Linked DNA regions of Mus musculus: region 2 is linked to region 1. Evidence: chromatin contacts called from ENCODE POLR2A ChIA-PET data. All regions are on one chromosome and are shown on one strand. Each heading gives the region's core, a stretch centred on a gene start or an enhancer-like site at or near the end of the contact. The rest is flanking DNA. Distances are from core to core; before and after follow the strand shown. Region 1 overlaps Phf20 (PHD finger protein 20). Region 2 holds the start of Scand1 (SCAN domain-containing 1).

Evidence for each region. ChIA-PET counts read pairs that join two places held with the same protein, here RNA polymerase II (POLR2A).
Region 2: POLR2A ChIA-PET joins it to region 1 with 15 read pairs in Patski. The contact joins the promoter of Scand1 here to the enhancer-like site in region 1. POLR2A ChIA-PET finds 5 or more read pairs at or near these places in 3 of 5 experiments (Patski and embryonic stem cell).

Annotation. Positions count from the first base shown.
Region 1 is chr2:156,277,167-156,280,654 of GRCm38, reverse strand. The region is part of intron 9 of Phf20 (PHD finger protein 20); the gene reads right to left. Among named protein-coding and RNA genes, the nearest start is that of Cnbd2, 34 kb to the left of the region's middle. Within about 2 kb of position 1,919, at least 1 of the 3 ENCODE cell types and tissues checked has a DNase peak (open chromatin) inside an H3K27ac peak, as active enhancers do.
Region 2 is chr2:156,311,105-156,314,592 of GRCm38, reverse strand. Scand1 (SCAN domain-containing 1) reads left to right here and starts at 1,889. Exons shown (of 2, transcript NM_020255.3): 1 at 1,889-2,091; 2 at 2,191-2,747. The coding sequence starts at 2,245. The coding sequence ends at 2,673. It overlaps Cnbd2 (cyclic nucleotide binding domain containing 2), which reads right to left and starts at 2,120. Exons shown (of 13, transcript NM_027585.2): 1 at 1,794-2,120. The coding sequence starts at 2,060.

The DNA of each region.
Region 1 (3,488 bases), core at 670-3,169:
ATACAGTCTGGCCATGAGCTTGTGACCCTCCTGAGAGCAGGATGCCAGGTGTGTGCTACCTTTTCTGGTTTATGTGGTGCTGAGGTTTAAACAGTATTCCTCCAAGCTAAGCACACACTCTACCTACTGTATCATGTAATTTTAAACAACCATGAAAGAGAATAGAGGCTAGATAGAGCACATGTGAGGCTGCTGTTCCAATCTCAGAAGAGACTACAATGGAAGAGCCAGGTATAATGACTCAAGTCTATAACCCAGCACTTAAGAGACTGAGACAGGAGGTTTGCCATGAATTTAAATGAAACCTGGAATGCAGATTAAGACCCTGTCTAACATAAACCAACCGTTAAGGATTTCAGGGGGTCCAGATCAGTTGACAGCTGCCTGGCTGCTCTGCAAAGCCTTCATCCAGCTCCCAACACTGAATACACTAAGCTCTGGTGGCCAACAGTCACAGCACAATGGAAGGAGACAGGAGGATCAGGAGTTGAAGATATTTTCATCTATACAAGTTCCAGGACAATGTAGGATACAAGAGACCCTGTCTCAGAATTAATTAAAAATTATAAAGGGGCATTGTGCTTTTTCCTGTCAACGTTAGAACAATGTATACTAAGAAAACAGATACAACAGTGAGGCCGCACCTGCTTGTAATCCCAGGACCTGGGAGAGATGCAGGGCAATGGTGGGTTTGGTTTTGTAGCTGGTTGGGGGCTATAAAGGGAGGCAGTCTCGCAGTATCTCTCTGTCTCCCCCCCCCCCCAACTACGAAAGCACAGGAGCAGCCAGAGGAGAAGGACCCACTTGAGGAGTCCTAGGTGGCTTTATCGGTGTCTGCACCACTTCTGTCCTGTCAGCTGTCACTCCACCACATTCTGTCCTCACAGAAGGAAGTAACAGAAATCCTACCTACTAACTGCTGTTGATGTTAAACTCACTGGGTAGCCCAGGATAGCCTCAAACTCACTGTTACCCTCCAGCCTTAGCCTCCCAAAGTGCTGGCATTATGAGTGTGTAAGCCACCATGTTACTCTTCTTTCTTCTATATTTACAACATTTTCATAGACCTGAGATAATTTCAAATAAGACTTACTTAAAAATGCACACAGTTGCAGGCTGGAGAGATGGCTCAATGATTAAGAGCACTGACTGCTCTGCCAGAGGTTCTGAGTTCAATTCCCAGCAACCACATGGTAGCTCACAATCCGTAACGTAATCTGATGCCCTCTTCTAGTGTGTGTCTAAAGACAGCTTCAGTGTACTCATATAATAAATAAATAAATCTAAAAAAAAAAAAAAAAGAAAAAGAAAAGTACACAGGGCCGAGGGTGCTAACTCGGTGGTGCACCTTGCTTGGCTTGTACAAAGCCCTGGGTTCGATCTAGCACTATACAAGAAAAAGGCATAGCTGGGAGTATAGCTCAGTAGCAGAGTGTGTGCTCAGTAGGAGTAATCTGTGGTTCAGTCCTTAGCATTAGAAAAAATATAATATACATATATGAACACATGTATACACAACTGTCTATGCTCAGAAAAAATACCTAGAAGTCCAACAAGATGGCTTGGTTGGTAATGGCACTTGCTGTGTACACCTGACAATGTGATTTTGATTCCCAAAACATAAATAAAAAGTAGAAAGAAAGAAATTATTCACAAGGTTGTCCCCTGACCTCCAGGCATCTGGTTCCAGTGAACACTGCCTGGCTCTTGCCCAGAATATAGATTTCTACATACACACAAAGCAAATGAGAGCATGACCATCTATTCCACAAGATGGCAGTGCTGCCCCTGCTGGTGAGTCCTCTCTGAACTTGAAGTGTTGCCTCCAACAGCTGCTTTCTCATTTCTAGGGGCATGACTCCACCTAGGTTTAGAAACAACAAGGCTGTGGCAGCAGCCTGGAGAACAGTCACTGCCCAGTGGCGGAGCCGCTCCTGCTCTCTGTGGCTGTTTTGCTGACAACCCAGCCCATTTCCTGCCCACTTATATAAGGCATTCCTGGCTCAAGTGTCTTTAGCAGCCTTCTTACCAGCAATCTTTCTGTATCATCTGTATTCCCACAAACCCTTTATTCCAAAACAAACCCCAGAAATATTATTTTGCTTCAAGGACGACATACCTCTCCTTTTTAGCTACAGAATTACAAAGGTGACCTTCTTCCCCAGTCCTAATCACTGACTGCACGCTGCCCCTTCTAGGAGTAAAGGCACTACTGTGATAAGTGCCTGGGAGGAGGTGGCCCTGCCCCTCACTGTACCAAGTTCCTCAAGGCAGCACTCTGCTCTCTTCTTTCCCATGGTGTCCTCAGCAGTTCAGCAGCAGCAGGGAGGATACAGAGGGAAGGAGGGCAGGATATGGGAACAAACTAATAAGCCATAGTTTGGCTGAGTTGCTTCTTTGTCTACTGTGAAGTTAGATTAACTTGAAAGTCAAGAACTCCACAGATTCCTCAAAGCAAATGGCTGAGACTGAGAGCAACTTCCCTGCTTAGCCTTAACCCACTTAGGAAACCTGCAAACTAAGTCAGAAACCACATTATCTGAGAGTCTCCTGGGCTACACAGTGCTTCCCCCCCACCTCCAAATGTCTGCCTGCCACCCACCTTCCCAGGTCCTTCTTCCAACCCTGCCTAAACACTAAGTCCACAAAGTTCTGTAAACTGAATAGCTTCTGGCACACAGGAAGGGCTCAGAGAGTGAGTTCTGAGTTCAGTTCCTCCACAGCAGGTACACATGGCTTATTCAATAAAGGTTTGTGGACTCCACATTTTGATTATCCATTCTGTTGGACAGACACAACTTCCTAAAGAAAAATGATTATACATCTGTGACTCTCTATTCAAGAAACAGAACAAGGCATGGAAGATTATGCCTGCAATCCCAGTACATGTAGACTGAGACAGAAAAATTGTTTAGGGATAGTAGGCCCTGTCTCAACAAACAAAAAGCATTTAAAAAAACAAAATGCAAAACCCCTTAAGTTTGAAGGATAGAACTCTTCTAGGTGTTATAGTAAACAGACCTAGTTAACTTACCAGTGCAACACTTACTACTAAAACTCTAGTGACAAGGACCTTTCTGTTCACTTTAGAGCAGACAACCAGCCACCAAGACTATGTAAGTTACAGCTACAGGTCAAGGCCCCACATGAGTCTGTTCATTGTTCCATGTTCCATGCAGAACATTCACAAATAAGAATGGTTTAGAATAAAGTCTGGAGCATGCATATAACATCTCCCCATTAAATGAACAGATGGGCAACACAACACATACACAGAAAAAAAGGTGACTGCTAAAGCAACTATAAAGTTCTAGAAAGTTAGGAGAAATTGGTTAGAATCAAAACAAGAGACACAAAACAGGTTACTTCTTTTTAAGTGACCAATAAAACTGGTAACTCCATAGCCAAAATACCAAAAGAGAATATGTAACAAAATCAGAAATGAATGGAGCATAGCATTAGTCTTAGCACTGAAAGCAGAGGCAGGC
Region 2 (3,488 bases), core at 640-3,139, 34 kb before region 1:
AGATTTGACAGGATGAGTCAGAGATTGGACATGCCCAACTCACAGGAGAGCAGCACTGGAAAAGAGACTACTTAAGAGCAGAGAGGGAAAAAAAGGTGTGGTGGTGTGTTGGGTTTTTGGCAGTTTAACAGGACAGTTTGACAGACATAGGTGAAGACAGAATGAGCCAGAAGATTAGAACAGAGTGCCAAGAGCCGGGTGTGGTGGCTCACGCCTTTAATCCCAGCACTTGGGAGGCAGAGGCAGGTGGATTTCTGAGTTCAAGGCCAGCCTGGTCTACAGAGTGTGTTCCAGGACAACCAGGGCTATACAGAGAAACCCTGTCTCAAGAAAAGAAGAAGAAGGAGGAGGAGGAGGAGGAGGAGGAGGAGGGGAGAGGGGGAGGAGGGGGAGGAGGAAGAGGAGGAGGAGGAAGAGGAGGGGGAGGGGGAGGAGGAGGAGGAGGAGGGGGAGGAGGAGAGTGCCAAAGTTAGTATGAGGCCAAGCAGAGCAATTCAGTCAGAAGCCAAGAGAAGCTGAATGAACCCGGTCATTCTGGAAGACTTAGTTGTCCGGAGGAGGATAGAAGCCTAGAACTTCGTGGGCTGCCCAGAGCTGTGGACTCACAATGCTTGGGTACCACGCTCATCTCATCCCATCATCCCAAGCATCCTTACCAACCGCTCCATCTCCCTAGCTCTGAAAGCTCTGTCTTTTCCAGAGCTTGATTTACTCCACCTGACAACTGTGAGGCAGGCACTATTTATTGCTGGGGGTGTTAAAGCAAAGAAAAGATGTTTCCTGACACCTGATTCCGACACTCTAGACAGCAGCTAGTCAACAAAGATATACTATAAACTGTATGTGTAATTTAAAAATTTCAAAGTAGTTGTATTTTAAAAGTAAAAAGACACAGGTAAAATTTAATAATATAGTTTATTTGACCCCCATATATACAAAATTACATAACATACTCAAATATGTAATAAATACAAAATATTTTTCTTTTCCTACAGACACATGCGTAATTCTACATTTTAATACATCTCAATTTCGGGGTATTTACCTTTCAAAGATTCAGTAAATACAAGAAGCTAATGGCCACCATCTGGGACATCGTTAATTACAGTTTACTTATTAAACTTTTTTCAAAGATGTATTTACTTATTTTATGTATTCACCGCTGTTCTTTTCAGACACACCAGAAGAGGGCATCAGAGCCCATTGTAGATGTAAGCCACCATGTGGTTGCTGGGAATTGAACTCAGGACCTCTGGAAGAGGAGTCAGTGCTCTTAACTACTGAGCCATCTCTCCAGCCCCCCACTTATTAATCTTAAAGTTAAAGTAGTACCCACTGAATCTCTTTCTCTTGGTTTTCGAGGACAAGCAAAAACAATGACAAAGAAGCCCTGAGCACTTGTTTGGGGGCAGGAAAGTCTGAAGACTCTTGCCCAAATACTTTGTCCTTCTCAAAATAAAGTGAAATCAATTGCACCTATGCAGGCGACAGTATATGTGTGTGTGTGTGTGTGTGTGTGTGTGTGTGTGTGTGTGTGTGTGTGTGTGTTTAATGAGATTCTCAGCTCAATTTATAGCTCAGGAGGTGTCCTTTAGCTCTAGGATTACGGGCTTGAGAGATCTTTTTAAAAGTAATTGGAGCCCCTGTCCCGCTGTCCCACCCAGGGCATCCGCCCAAGCTCCGACAATCCCCTAGCCAACCATCACCCTCCTTTACCCAGGACTGTCAGCGCTACCCCCAGATCCTGCCTGGTCAAGTAGGGACCAGCATCTACCCTAGGAGGCGCAGGTCACCTGCACGCCAGGGCGGTCCTTCGGTTGGGGTGTCTCCGCCTTTATCTCCTTAATCGAGGCCGGACTCTCCTTGTCTTCCTCTGATCTGGAATCCGATCCCGACTCAGATTTCGACTCTGTCGTGTCCGACTTGTCCGCCGGCTCCAATGGGGACCTTGCAGTGCCGCCATCCTTAGTGTCAGTAGAGCTGATGTCTACGGACTTCCCCAGATCAAACTTCACGTGACTGGTAGAGGAGGCGGCTTCCGGATTCGCGGATCGGTTCATTTCCGGCCACCGAGGAGCTTCGCGGGTCGAGGTAAGCTGGGCTTGCCCGCAGCCTGTCCTGAGTCCGCGTCCCGCTGGGGTGCCCGGGCCCTGCCCTTCAGCGGCCCTCTGTTACCTCCTTCCGGTGCAGACGCAGGCGAGGCGCCGGACTGCGAAACAAAGGGGGACGCCAACAGCCGTAGTCATGGCGGCGCCGCAGCCCAGCCAGGACCCCCAAAGCCCCGCGGCGCCTCCCGAGCAGCAGGAAGGAGCCGGCGACTGTGCGGCCCCGTCGCCCGATTCCGGGAGCTCCCCGGCCCCGGAGCTCCCCGGCGCGCCCGCAGCTTTGAACACGGCGCCCTACGCTGACGCCGCCCTGCGGCCCGGAGCCTCTCGGCCCGGCCCCGAGACCTTTCGCCAGCGCTTCCGGCAGTTTCGCTACCAGGACGCGGCCGGGCCCCGGGAAGCCTTCCGGCAGCTGCGGGAGCTGTCCCGCCAGTGGCTGCGGCCGGACATCCGCACCAAGGAGCAGATCGTGGAGATGCTGGTGCAGGAGCAGCTGCAGGCCATTCTACCGGAGGCGGCCCGGGCTCGGCGGCTGCGGCGCCGCGCGGACGTGCGCATCACCGGCTGAGCGGCGGAGCCTGGGGCTCCCTGGACTGACACCCTACCCCTGAGTTAATAAAAGTTGAATTTTGACAGCTCCCATGTCTGCTGTGTCTTGCGTTCGTTCTTTATTTATTGGGTTTATTTTACGAACTTGTTGCCCACCTTTCCAGCTGATAGCTAGAGGATTCTGGGAACCTGTAAGATTAAGGCTTTTGATTAGCTATTCCTGGACCACTGCATTTGCGCGAAGCTGTGCCCTTAGGCAGGAAATCTACCTAGATCTAGACCACATTCAGTTTTTCTAAACCTGCATGAGTTTTGTTTTGCAAAAGGCCATGTTAATGAGGTTTCAGTTTTCTAGCCTTCTATTCTCCCCTCTGCCTCACACTATCTAGTATCCGAGCTTCAGCAGATGGCAGTACACAGCGGTTTCGAAGCTGAGCAGTAAAATAACTGGCCCTATTAAATGCTTTATTTAGTTGGTTGTTGTGACTCATACTTTAAACCTCAGCACTCAGGAAGCAGAGGCAGGAGGGTCTCTGAGGCCAGCCTGGTTTTTACATAGTGTGTTCCAGCCAGGGCTATGTAGACCCTCTCAAAAACAAACTCAAGCAACAGAACTGATATTGCCAAGGAAAGCGAACTCTCGTTTCACTTTATGCTTAAAGATCAGTAACTGGAATCAGTACAACTGGACAACAGTGTTTTCCCAGTAATCTTGTTGGAAATAGCCTCTTCTTCCAACGGTTACCTGGTAAGTTTTTTTTTTGAAAACAGCTTTTCTCAGTTTTTCTTTTGAGAAGTTGATGTGTACTTTACATAATTTCCACTTAACTTCTC